Linked DNA regions of Homo sapiens: region 2 is linked to region 1. Evidence: chromatin contacts called from ENCODE POLR2A ChIA-PET data. All regions are on one chromosome and are shown on one strand. The core of a region is the stretch at or near the end of the contact, and the rest is flanking DNA. Distances in the headings are between cores, read along the strand shown. Region 1 has its middle 51 kb from the start of DLEU7-AS1. Region 2 holds the start of SERPINE3 (serpin family E member 3).

Region 1 (7,005 bases), core at 2,352-4,851:
GGACTGGGCTCCAGGAGAGAAGTTCTTGCTGTGGAGGGGTGGCCAAAGAGTGTACGTGGAGATCCAGGGTAACTCAGAGAAGTCACAGAAGCCCCCTGAGTTCTTAGCACACTGAGAATCTAAAATAGGTCCAATATTTCCCTCACGGGTCACTTCTTCCACTGGGTCACTTCCTCTGCTGACTCCCTTCCTGGTGTTTTTCCACTGGGAAAGAATGGATCTAAGAGAGTGACACTGGGGGCCACCTGACTAGCTGAATAAGAAGACTACTATCACTACTGTGCCCTTCTGCCCTGATCTATTCATGATAAGGGCTAAATAAGAATAAGCCCTTACATGTGCATAGGACTTTAGAGTGTACAAAGTGCTTCATAAAACTCCCAAAACTTATTCATTTAACTTTCACTATAGACCTCTGAAGTCTTTATTTCTGCCACACATTTAGTTCCATCCCTAGTTTACACACATGGAATCAAAATCTCATAAACTTCTAAATCTGTGGGAGGCCTAAGAGATCATTGGGATCAAGCCATTCTTCCAGTAGATGAAGGAACCAAGACCCATAATAGTTAAGTGATTTTACTGAAGCCATACAGCTAGTATGTTATGTCAGTCAGATATTTTTGTGTTTGTTTCTTTGTTCCTTCCAGATATCTCTAAATGAAGCTGATAGACTAGGCTTAAAATGGAAAATATGTATATGGGGGGAGTGGAAAAGGAGGTTACAAAGATGAGGAATAAATCAACCCCTGTCTAAGGGAATGTGTTTGCAAATTGGATGAACTAGTTTGAAATGAATTTTCAAAGGAATTCCGATTTTCTTGTGGTAGCTAATGATTGAAGAATCTCAGTGACACTAGTTCAAGACATTCTCCATTGAGGATTACACATTAAAATATTTGGAAATGGGGGCTGTGGTAAGCCTAAGATGGGCTCCAATTATCCTTGCTTCCTTCTGCAATCTTCTCCCCTTGAATGTGGGCTGGACATAGTGACTCACTTCCAGTGAATAGAAAACAATAGCTAAGTAAAGGAGTGCCACTCCTGAGATTTAGTCATAAAAAGACTATGGCTTCTTTCTTGAGTATCCTCTTTCTCCTTCTCTCTCATCCCTCACTCTGGAGAAAGCCAGTTGTGTTTATAGTCAGCCCTGTGGAGAGGTTCATGTGACAAGGAACTGAGGGAGGCCTTCAGCCAACAGTGGGAAATAGAGCCCTCTGTCCAACTGCCCATGAGGCCTGGCAACCAGCAGGTAAGTGGGCTTAGAGCTGACTTCCCCCGGTGGAGTCTTCAGTGGAGACCACAGCCCCACAGCCCCAGCCCTAAGTGACTGCTTAACTGCAGCTTCATGAAAGCTACTGAGCCAGAGGCACCCAGCTGAGAAATACTGGGATTCCTGACTCACGGAAACTGTGAATACTGTGAAACTGACATAATAAATTTTTTTTACACTGCTCACTTTGGGGGCCATTTGTTATGCAGCAGTGGATAACTAATACAAGAGTGAAATAAGGACAAAAGAAACCTTAATTAACTGGTTATCTTCTCACTTTGATCAATGTGTACCACAGTCTTAAAGACACATTTTGGAGTGTTTTTAACGTTTCTTTAGCACTGTTAACAATAAGCTTCCAAATCACAAAATTCAAAAATTATCTATTTTCCCCATTAAACATGTTGCTTGCTCCAATTATGGTTAAAAATACATCTTGGGGCCAGGTGTAGTGACTCACACCTGTAATTCTACCACTTTGGGAGGCTGAGGTGGGAGGATTGCTTAAGGCCAGCAATTTGAGACCAACCTGGGCAACATAGCTAAACCTCATCTCAAAAAAAAAAAAAAAAAAAAAAAAATCTTGGTAATGAAAATAATACTGGGGACCAAGTTAGGTATAAAATATATTTCACACTTACCATATTTAGATGCAAGGTCTAGAAGAATTGTTCTGAAGATATGATGGAGTTGGTATTTTAGGTGTAAATCACTGCCTGAATCAGAGTGCTTCTCTCTTTCCTGGAGGCCACTCCTCAGCAGCTGGTTAGCCCTGGAAAGTTCTCAAGGAGCCCCTGCACTTTTGCTAACATCACATTGCTTATTTGAAGAGCTGTGGATATGCCTGAAAAAGATATAACAAATTCCTATTTTATAATCACATTTAGAAAGAGAAACATTTCCATATTCTATCCCCTACCCATCCACTCAGCCTGTGATCAAGTTCAGCCTGAAAGATGGAGGTTTAGAGGAAAATAGAAATCGATTGCAGTAACAAGCATGACGAATAGTGTGCCAGGAGAAACAAACCTAGACTGAAGGTGTGAGCGCTCGAGTTTACAAAGTCAAGTTTTGCATTGGTTTGGCTGGTGGGGAAACTCTAGAATGCCATGCAGCAGAAATGAAAAAGTAACATCTCAGAATCTCTGATCATTTTGGATGTCTATCAATAAACCTAGCATGGCAGATTAGCAGAGAATAAGTCAAGAAGAATTATGACCAGAGAAGATTAATTGAAGTCAAGGTTCCTATGACTAAATTTGTTTATATCTGGGTGCTGAGTTAGAAGCCCAACTAGTTCGTCTGCCTCACTTTTGTGTTGCTAATTTCTTTAAAAAAACAACAACAACAAAAGATCATCATTGCAGATGGGAGGCAGGACTAGATTGCAGCTCTGACTCAGATGGACAGAGCAGTGTGCAGAGGCTTGCATCATGAATTTTAGCTCCAGAATGACAAGAATAAACCAGAAATCCTGAGAGGATCCACAGACCCTCTGAAAGAAGCGGACTGCTCCTGCAGGACCTGGAAGACACTGTAAATACTGTGAGTGCCCAAACTGCAGAAGTGGGAAAGGGAAACCCTCCGCTCCTGAACACACACCCTCACTGGAGTAAATAAAAGAAGGCTTAATTTGCGGGAGAAGTTTCCAACCTTACCTGGAGCTCAGCCAATTTAGAGAGCCCAGCAAAATACAGGGGTAGAGGAAGCAGCGGGAAAGGCCCCAGGAGCTCGCTGGGTCCCCAAGCAGGCTATTCCTGCCTGGCATGACAGGGATCCTTCGGGAGGGCAGCCAGAGGTATGGGGGAAAACACCACAGGAAGAAGGAAGTCTCCAGCTGAAATTTGAAAAAATTTGAACCCAGAAAGAAGCTTCCTGGCCGGAAATCAGGGGAGGGTGCAAATCTGGTGTGTAGACTCCACAGGCAGGGGAAGAACAAAAGCTGTGTTCTTTCACAGCTGGGAGGCAGGTAGCCTGGGGCAAGTTCTCAAGCCCTGCTCGGCCCACTGCCTGGAAACAGCCTCAGGGTTGTTAGCGGGTCACAGTGAGAGGGAGACCGGCCCTCTGAATTGTGTGGGAGCTGAATGAGGCCTGTGACTGTCGGCTTTCCCCCACTTCCCTGACAACCTGCATGACTCAGCAGAGGCAGCCATAATCTTTCTAGGTACACAACTCCATTGACCTGGGAACCTCACCCTCATCTCCCACAGCAGCCACAGCAAGACCCATCGAAGGAGAGTCTGAGCTCAGACATGCCTAGTCCTGCCCCTACCTGATGGGCCTTCCCTATTCACTCTGGCAGCTGAAGACAAAGGGCGTATACTCTTGGGAGTTCTAGGGCCCCGCCCACCACCTGTTTCTCTCCATACTACCACAGCTGATGCTCTCTGGAAAGTGCCACCTCCTGGCAGGAGGCCAACCAGCACAAAAATAGAACATTAAACCACCAAAAAGCTAAGAACCCTCACAGAGTCCATTTCACCCCCCTGCAACCTCCACCAGAACAGGTGCTGGTATCCGTGGCTGAGAGACCCATAGACAGTTCACATCACAGGACTCTGTGCAGACAACCCCCAGTACCAGCCTGGAGGTGGGGAGACTTGCTGGGTGGCTAGACCCAGAAGAGAGATAACAATCATTGCAGCTTGGCTCACAAAAAGCCACATCCATAGGAAAAGGGGGAGAGTACTGCATCAAGGGAACACCCCATGGGACAAAAGAATCTGAACAACAGCCTTCAGCCCTAGACCTTGCCTCTGACGGAGCCTACCTAAATGAAAAGGAAGCAGAAAAACAACACTGGTAATATGGCAAAACAAAGTACAAAGTTCTTTAATACCGTGCCCCCCCCCTCAAAAAAAAATCACATTAGCTCACCAGCAATGGATACAAACCAAGAAGAAATCCCTGATTTACCTGGAAAAGAATTCAGGAGGTTAGTTATTAAGCTAATTGGGGAGGCACCAGAGAAAGGCGAAGCCCAATGCAAGGACATCTGAAAAGTGATACAAGAAGTGAAGGGAGAAATATTAAAGGAAATAGATAGCATAAAAAAAAGCAATAAAAACTTCAGGAAACATTGGACACATTTATAGAAATACAAAATGTTCTGGAAAGTCTCAGCAATAGAATTGAACAAGTAGAAGAACGAAATTCAGAGCTTAAAGACAAGGTCTTCAAATTAACCCAATATAACAAAGACAAAGAAAAAAGAATAAGAAAATATGAACAAAGCCTCCAAGAAGTCTGGGATTATGTTAAACAACCAAACCTAAGAATAATCGGTGTTCTTGAGGGAGAAGAGAAATCTAAGAGTTTGGAAAACATATTTGGGGGAATAATAGAGTAAAACTTTCCCAGCCTTGCTAGAGACATAGACATTCAAATACAAGAAGCACAAAGAACACCTGGGAAATTCATCACAAAAAGATCATCACCTACACACATTGTCATCAGGGTATCTAAAGTTAAGACGAAGGAAGGAATCTTAAGAGCTATGAGACAAAGGCACCAGTTAACCTATAAAGGAAAACCTATCAGACTAACAGCAGATTTCTCAACAGAAACCTTGCAAGCTAGAAGAGATTGGGGCCCTATCTTCAGCCTCCTCAAGCAAAACAATTTTCAGCCAAGAATTTTGTATCCAGTGAAGATAAGAATCACATATGAAGGAAAGATACAGTCTTTTTCAGACAAACAAATGCTGAGAGAATTCGCCACTACCAAACCACTACAACAAGAACTGCTAAAAGGAGCTCTAAATCTTGAAGCAAATCCTGGAAACACATCAAAACAGAACCTCTTTAAGGTATAAATCACACAGGACCTATAATACAAAAATACAATTTAAAAAGCAAAAACAAAAAAACCAAGGTACACAGCCAACAAATAGCACAATGAATGCAATGGTACTTCATATCTCAATACTAACACTGGATGTTAATGGCTTAAATGCTCCACTTAAAAGATACAGAACTGCAGAATAGATAAGAACTCACTGACCAACTATCTGCTGCTTTCAGGAGACTCACCTAACACATAAGGACTCACATAAACTTAAAGTAAAGGGGTGGAAAAAGGCATTTTATGCAAATGGACACCAAAAGGGAGCAGAGATAGCTATTCTTATTTCAGACAAAACAAACTTTGAAGCAGCAGCAGTTAAAAGAGACAAAGAGGGATATTATATAATGGTAAAAGGCCTTGTCCAACAGGAAAATATCACAATCCTAAACATATATGCATCTAACACTGGAGCTCCCAAATTTATAAAACAATTACTAATAGACCTAAGAAATGAGATAGACAGCAACACAATAATAGTGGGGGACTTCAATACTCCACTGATAGCACTAGACAGGTCGTCAAGACAGAAACTCAACAAGGAAACAATGGATTTAAACTACCTTGGAACAAATGGACTTAACAGATATATACAGAACATTTCATCCAATAATCGCAAATACACATTCTATTTAACAGCATATGGAACCTTCTTTAAGATAGACCATATGATAGGCCATAAAATAAGCTGGAATAAATTTAAGAAAATTGAAATTATATCAAGCACTCTCTCAGACCACAGTGGGAAAAAACTGGAAATCAACTCCAAAAGGAACCTTCAAAACCATGCAAATACATGGAAATTAAATAACCTGCTCCTGAATGAGCACTTGGTCAAAAAACGAAATCAAGATGGAAATTAAAAAATTCTTCAAACTGAACGACAATAATGACACTGAGAGGTGACAGTGTGCTGGCAGCCCTTGCAGCCCTCGCTCGCTCTTGGCACCTCTGCCTGGGCTCCCACTTTGGCGGCACTTGAGGAGCCTTTCAGCCTACCGCTGCACTGTGGGAGCCCCTTTCTGGGATGGTCAAGGCCTGAGCTGGCTCCCTCAGCTTGCAGGGAGGTGTGGAGGGAGAAGCCTGAGTGGGAACTGGGGCTGCGCACGGTGCTTGCGGGCCAGTGCGAGTTCCGGGTGGGCGTGGGCTCGGGGGACTCCACTCAGAGCAGCTGGCCTGCCCTGCTGGCCCCGGGCAATGAGGGGCTTAGCAACCGGGCCAGCGGCTGTGGAGGATGTACTGGGTCCCCCAGCAGAGCCGGCCCACCAGTGCTGTGCTCAATTTCTTGCCAGGCCTTAGCTGCCTTCCCACGGGGCAGGGCTCGGGGCCTGCAGCCCGCCATGCCTGAGCCTCCCACCCCCTCCGTGTGCTCCTGTGCAGCCCGAGCCTCCCCAACGAGCGCCGCCCCCTGCTCCAGGGCGCCCAGTCCCATTGACCACGCAAGGGCTGAGGAGTGCAGGTGCATGGCGTGGGACTGGCAGGCAGCTCCACCTGCAGCCCTGGTGCGGGATCCACTGGGTGAATCCAGCTGGGCTCCTGAGTCTGGTGGGGATGTGGAGAACCTTTATGTCTAGCTAAGGGATTGTAAATACACCAATCGGCACTCTGTATCTAGCTCAAGGTTTGTAAACACACCAATCAGCACTCTGTCTAGCTCAGGGTTTGTGAATGCACCAATCGACACTCTGTATCTAGGTACTGTGGTGGGGACTTGGAGAAACTTTGTGTCAACACTCTTTATGTAGCTAATCTGGTGGGGACGAGGAGAACCTTTGTGTCTAGCTCAGGGATTGTAAAGGCACCAATCAGTGCCCTGTCAAAACAGACCCCTTGGCTCTACCAATCAGCAGGATGTGGGTGGGGCCAGATAAGAGAATAAAAGCAGGCTG
Region 2 (6,227 bases), core at 3,454-5,953, 580 kb before region 1:
CAGGAGACGTGCTCCACAAAGCAGGGGGACAGTGGCGTTCCCACTTGCACAAAAAGGCTGCAGGCCAGCTCCATCTCGGTGCCTTGGCTGGAGGTGGGTAGTGTGGCATAAACAGCATGCAAGAAATCTTTCACCCTTTTGTCTGTGAAAAACAAGTTGGGATAAGTTGACAATGGTGAGTGTGAGTAAGGAGTTAGCACAACCTCCAGCACACATTGCATTGAGATGGAACGCCAGCAACTCCACTCTTGCTCATAAGGTTCATCTACCATACAAAGCCAGTTTGAAAAAGTCATAGCTAATGTGCTCAGAAATCAGCCTGGATCCACCAATTAAAAGTTGGGAAGAAACCATGCTAGATATGAAAGAAATCAAGCTGCAATGAAGTCAAATAGAAAAACACTACCAACATCCAGTAGATGAATAGAGGATATTCTTCCTTAATTTTCTGCTTTAGGAAGGTTGATGTGTGTTGGAGTAGAGATTCTAGGGCTGGGAAAACAGCAGGTCCAGGGTGCAGGGTGATGGGGTTTCAAACACATCAGGAGATTTATGTGCAATGTTACAGTGACAATGATGGGAGGTGGCCAGGATGTTGTGCTGTCAATATGTCTTGTACGGGGCTTTAAATCCATTCCCACAACTGCGTGTCATGAGCCTGAGTAACATTTGGATTCAGCCTTGTGTAGAACTATGCTTTCAATTTGAGAAATACAGAGGAAAAGTAAGAACTCCTCCCATCCCCCGTTTCCCTAAGACCCAGCAGACAGCTTGTGTTATTAATGTCAGTGAAAGGCTGCAAGAATGTCAAGGAAATAATAAGCATTTGAGGGAGTCGATAGCTTCCACCTTCGTGGATGGCAGCTGGACTTCTATTTATTTACTGTTTATACAGGAGATTGCTTCCTTCTTTCCATGATCAATAGTGGATTTTGTTTTCATGTTATTATTCACAAGCTGCAGCTTCTGTCCTCCCCCAGGCATCCCATAGCTGGAACGAGGGCTCTTGCCCACTGGTGAGTCCAGACACAGTGGCGTACCCCAAGCTTCTCATTCCTGACACATGCAAGCTGAGTGTTTCCAGAAGTGAAGCCCCCTTGCTTAGGCTGCTTCTACTCCCTTTTAGGCACAGCCCTGCAGTTATCTACAAACCCTCCCTGTAAGACAAAATGCTGGGTATCTTTTCCTCCACTACCTGGCTCCGGCTGGTTTTCACTGGGATGAAACTCTCACTCACTTGGGGTCTGTCCCCTCTGACACCCTTCATGTTGCAGAAGCCAAGCCAGGAGGCAGCAGCAGACCCCTGAGTTTCCTGGCTAATGTTCTCTGGAGGCACGGGAACCCAGAGTCCACCCTGGCCAGGGTCCCCAGCCAAACGAGGCTGCAGAGGACAATAGTAGGCAGACATCACTTGTCCACAATATGTTCACTACCGAAGCTGCTCCTGAGAATCCACAATTGCAAAAGACTGACTCAGAATCTTGATCTCATGAATCAGCCTAACTTAAGTGCTTGCATTTGAGTGTAGTAAGAAAAAAATGGATAAAAACATACTTATAATCAGATTTTACTCTATCGAGGAAGGTCACATGTATTTCTGAGATCACATTCCTAGGAATGTTGACTGTCTGCAGAGAAGAATTGAAACACTTCCCTTGTCCATAGTGTGGTGTGACCTGAGGAATGGTCACAGAACTCTCCTCTCCATCTTTCCACCCTCTCTGGGCCAGGGGACCCACATTCTTTTAGTCAGAAACATTAAAATAGTAGAGTAAGTTGGCTTGAAGTGAATTTTTGTGTGAAATCTTTTCTCTGCCCTAGCCTAGTTTGTCCATGCACATTTGCACACAGGAAGAACATTTTTAGACCTGCCAGAATATGCAATGACAGGGTAAAAAATGCCGGAGGTTGACTGTGTTCATAGACATTGTGCTAAACACTCAACACTCCTGATCACACTGAATGCTTTTGACAGTCCTGTGAATTGAGGGCTATTATTATCCCCATTTTATATATGAGCGAGCAGAGGCCCAGACAGATTAACAAAGGTGCTCAGTGTCACCCAGGTATAGGTGGTGGGGCTTTACTGCCCTGCTCACCCACAGGGTGAAGAATGGGTAGGCCGGGATGACCCTGCCTAGGACAGCTTCATTCCACTTTGAATGAACGTGAGGCCGCAGAGCTCATAGCCTCTTTTTTTTTTTTTTTTTTTTTTGTTCTGTCTTTGCTGAATTCCTAGATCCTAGTCTAGGAAGAAAAATGTTAATGTGTGTGAGTATCTGTTTTAGCTGGAGTTGGTAGATTGGTTCTGAGGCCAGGCATTGAGCTGAGGCACTGAGCGTAAGCAGAGGGGAAGCTGACCTGGCATTCGAAAGACTCATGCTGCTGCCGGCAAAGCCGCTCTAAAATACATAATCCATAGAAATAAGCTGGCAGATCTGGCACTGGCTAGAAGTCACAGATTTATAAAAGCAGGTTGGTCAAAAGCATGGGCTCTTAAACCAGGCAGCCTGGGCTTGAGTCCCAACTCTGTCACTTATTGGCTCTGTGAACTTGAGCAAGTTGCTTCAACTCTCCATGCCTATTTGCTCATCTCTGAAATTGGGATGATAATAAAATTATCATCCTCAACAGAGCTGTTGTGACAATTAATTCAATTAATGTTTGTAAGTGCCTCCAGCACTGCCTGGCACCTAGGAAGGCACTATGCTAGGGTGTGTCAAATGAAACTGAAACATTGCCATGAAACCTATTAGGTTAGAAGGGAACCTTAAAATTCAAGGGTCACCACCATCCCAAAGTCTGAATGCCTTCTGTCACAGACCTGTCCAGTGATCACTCTTCCCCATGTGCACACCATAGGGAGCTGAGCTCCCTATCTCCCAGGTAGCCTGAGCAGCAGGGTGAGCTGGAGAGAGTGAGTGTGAGTATGAGCAGCAGGGTAAGCTGGAGAGAGTGAGTGTGAGTGTGAGCAGGAGGGTGAGCTGGAGAGAGTGTGAGTGTGAACAGGAGGGTAAGTGAGTGTGCACGTGGGCAGGCCTCTTACCATGGACAGTGTACCCCAGGGCATCTGCCAGCTGCTGACCAGTGCTCCCTTCTGCTCCAAACTGCAGGATCTCCAGGGGGAGGGACACACCAGCAGGAGAGATGACAAAGTTCGTCTCATTTCTACACGCGGCCACACTCTGGTAGAGGTGAAGTGCAAACTCAGTCTTCAGCAATGTCATTCCTTCACGGAGGTGGCCATTTGCTCGGAGGCAGCAAGAGTGAAAGAGGAAGAGGGTGATCAGGAAAGGCGGCATGGAGGCTGGGAGGGTTCCTGCAATTCAGAGGGAAGAGATGCAGGGTAGGCTGGAAGCTGGTGATGAAAGAGGGCCATGTCCCACAGAGGACTGGGACCCCCAGCTCTGTTTTTAGGGGCTAGGGACGGCTGAGGGAGAGATGCATTGAGCTGTCTTGGTTACCTACCCTGAGGCCCAGCCGTCTGGGCTGCAGAGCTGCACCCTCTTGTTTCAGCATTAGAAATACTCACTGTGGTCCTTTGGCAGCCAAACTGTGGGTCTGAAGATCTGCTTCGGCCACTTACTGGATGTGTGACTTTAGCAAAGCCCTGGTCAGATCAGAAGCAAAGCATTATGTTGGGAAAAGAAATGTAAGAGGTAATCCTACTCATTGTTCTTGGTATATAGTCAGCTTATAGCTGTGCTGTGTCTATCAGGAATAATAATAAATAATTATCTACTATGTTAAAAAGGACTTTGTACATTTGCAGTTAATCATCCCAACAATCTCACTAGTATCTGTTATTATATTTCATCTATAAAGAGGATGATTGAACCTTTGAGGCCCAGTGACTCATTTGTATGGGGAAAGAAACAGTGCTGTGACTCAAATCCTGGTCTTCTATGAGTGGTATATAAAATTTTGAGAATACCTATGTGAATTAAAATATTGATACATGAACTAATTGTACCTCGAATATCAGAATTCTTGTGATGCAAATTAGTCTCTAAAAAAGAATATTTTCACAAAGATAGTTCCTACCCCAGAAATGTACTCTTCCAAGGAAGAGAGATCATTAACTAGAAAATAATGCAAGAAGAGAAAGGCAAAGTAAAAAAATGTTTTCAACGACCATGCCACACATCCAGCCAGCAGCAGTTTTTGTTAAGTTGTCTGACTGTGGTATCATACCAAACTGATGTAAGAAGAGGTCCAGAGTCACTTCCTGGACTCACCAGTGAGCAGCTCACCCTGCTACTCACGCTCACACTCACTCTCTCCAACTCACCCTCCTGTAGAAGTTTACAAGCAAGGCCACTGAGCACGATGGTGCCTATTTTAGGTAAAGGTCCAAGATAGAAAACATCTTCTCTTTTTTCCAACCCTTCCTCCCTACAGCCAAGTACAAATGCAGTGCTTGGATGACCTTGGTACATAGGGCTCTCTCTCTCTCTCTTTCTTTCTATGTGTGTGTGTGTGTGTCCCAGCCCAGGGTCATTTGCAAAACTCTTAAGCCCCAGGGTTCTCACAGCTCTTATAACCTCCCATCTCCCACAAGAACACTCTCAGCAATCAGACCTTGATGCCCCTGGGCTCCCCATGAACAAATCCCTGTCATGGCTCACCTCGAATGAGCCACGTACTCACAGACTTTTGTATCACTGTTGCACGTTTCCTTGCTCGACTCTGTTCTTGTGGGTCTCCAGCATTCATGTGCTCCCCTTTTAAAAAAGTGGAGCAGAATCTGCTTTGAATCACAAGACAGCACAGAGAGGAAGCTGGCGATTGCCGTCTCTGCCGGCGATGTCTCTACCACTCGGTCCAAATTCCTGGAGCCTGGAGGTCCTGCAGAGAGCCAGGAGAAGCAGCCCAGCCCAGGGCAGCAAAGCCCAGATCGGGAACAGAGCAGGGCCGTGGGGGGAGAGCCAGCCACACCCGTCAAGCCTTCTTAGGCTTGTGACCTGGTTGTACCAGCAAGGAACCCCTCATCCAGCCCTTTGTCACATTGAGGAATTCCACTGATAACTTTGCTTGTTGGGCTTTTGCTGGGTACCAGGTACCTAATGCTTCCCCCCTCCTCCTGTGAAGAAAACAATAAATCAGTCATTGGGCATGACTTAAAACTTTCAGCAAATGAAAAGAAATTCTGCAAAAGAGAAAACAACGCAAGATATGGCACGATCAGTTCGGAGCAGGGTGACTTGCCTCATTTATTATTTATCAAAGTGAATGCACTAATTTATATATGTAACTTGAGTTATTAATAATCTGGTTCTTCTCAGATACAACAGTTCGTAAGTCCAATGACTAATTTGAGAAAGAGACCATGTTGTCAACGAGTAGACACATATTTTTGAAAAATATGAGCAGGTTCTGTCAAAAGTCTGTCCTTGTGATCAATTCAGAATTACATACATTTTTATTAAGGACTTAGGCCTTGTATTAAGTTCAAAATAGATGGTAGCTTATATGTGGTTACAGATTAAAGAAGAACTGAATGCAATTCTTAATAATTATCTCTCAGGCATCTGTAAGTGTTAATATTTGAAAATCAATGGACTGTTTTCACTTGACAACTACCCCTGTAATCAGTGGGTAATTCACTTTAAAGAGTTTTATTGCTGACACCCAAACCTGGGATTGTTTACAGGTCTTAGGATAGTTACAGTTCTATAATTGCATCACATAAAATATCCCCAAATCTTTACTTTAGATTCAATGCAATTGTGAATGGACAGGGTATTCTCTAAGCCATAGTATGAAAGGAGAATAAACAGGTTTAACTTATTCTATAGCACCCAGAGAGGGCATATCATTCATCCATCTGTCCATCTGTCCATCCATCCATGCATCCATCAATCCATCTGTCCATTCATCTGTCCATCCATCCGTCTGTCCGTGCATCCATCCATCCATCCATCCATCCATCCATCCATCCATCCACCTATCCATCCATCCAACAAATATCTCTTGATCACCTGCTTGGTCACAAATCACTGTGCTGCTAGGTTCTGGGCATATGGCAGTGAACCAGTAACCTGGGCTCAGCTTCTATGGGACTTAGAGTCTTGCTCACTGCCTGCGTATTTTAGATGTTGATGGTGATGGAGCGGCAGTAACTTGTGAGGACTGCCTTGTCACATTGTGAGCTGCCTGTAGCAGGAATTCCAGGGGAAACAGCTGATTCACTATTTGCCAGTGGTAGCAGTGGAGAGAAGCTTATA

The links. ChIA-PET counts read pairs that join two places held with the same protein, here RNA polymerase II (POLR2A).
Region 2: POLR2A ChIA-PET joins it to region 1 with 20 read pairs in Panc1. The contact joins the promoter of SERPINE3 here to the enhancer-like site in region 1. POLR2A ChIA-PET finds 5 or more read pairs at or near these places in 2 of 52 experiments (Panc1 and activated CD8-positive, alpha-beta memory T cell).

Annotation. Positions count from the first base shown.
Region 1 is chr13:50,752,875-50,759,879 of GRCh38, reverse strand. It overlaps a transcript of DLEU7 not described here. Among named protein-coding and RNA genes, the nearest start is that of DLEU7-AS1, 51 kb to the left of the region's middle. RefSeq lists enhancers at 3,378-3,487, 3,518-3,567, 3,598-3,647. Within about 2 kb of position 3,601, at least 2 of the 41 ENCODE cell types and tissues checked have a DNase peak (open chromatin) inside an H3K27ac peak, as active enhancers do.
Region 2 is chr13:51,338,167-51,344,393 of GRCh38, reverse strand. It overlaps SERPINE3 (serpin family E member 3), which reads right to left and starts at 4,703. Exons shown (of 10, transcript NM_001386375.1): 1 at 4,651-4,703; 2 at 3,533-3,610; 3 at 3,047-3,319; 4 at 1-142. The coding sequence starts at 3,302. It also overlaps a transcript of INTS6 not described here.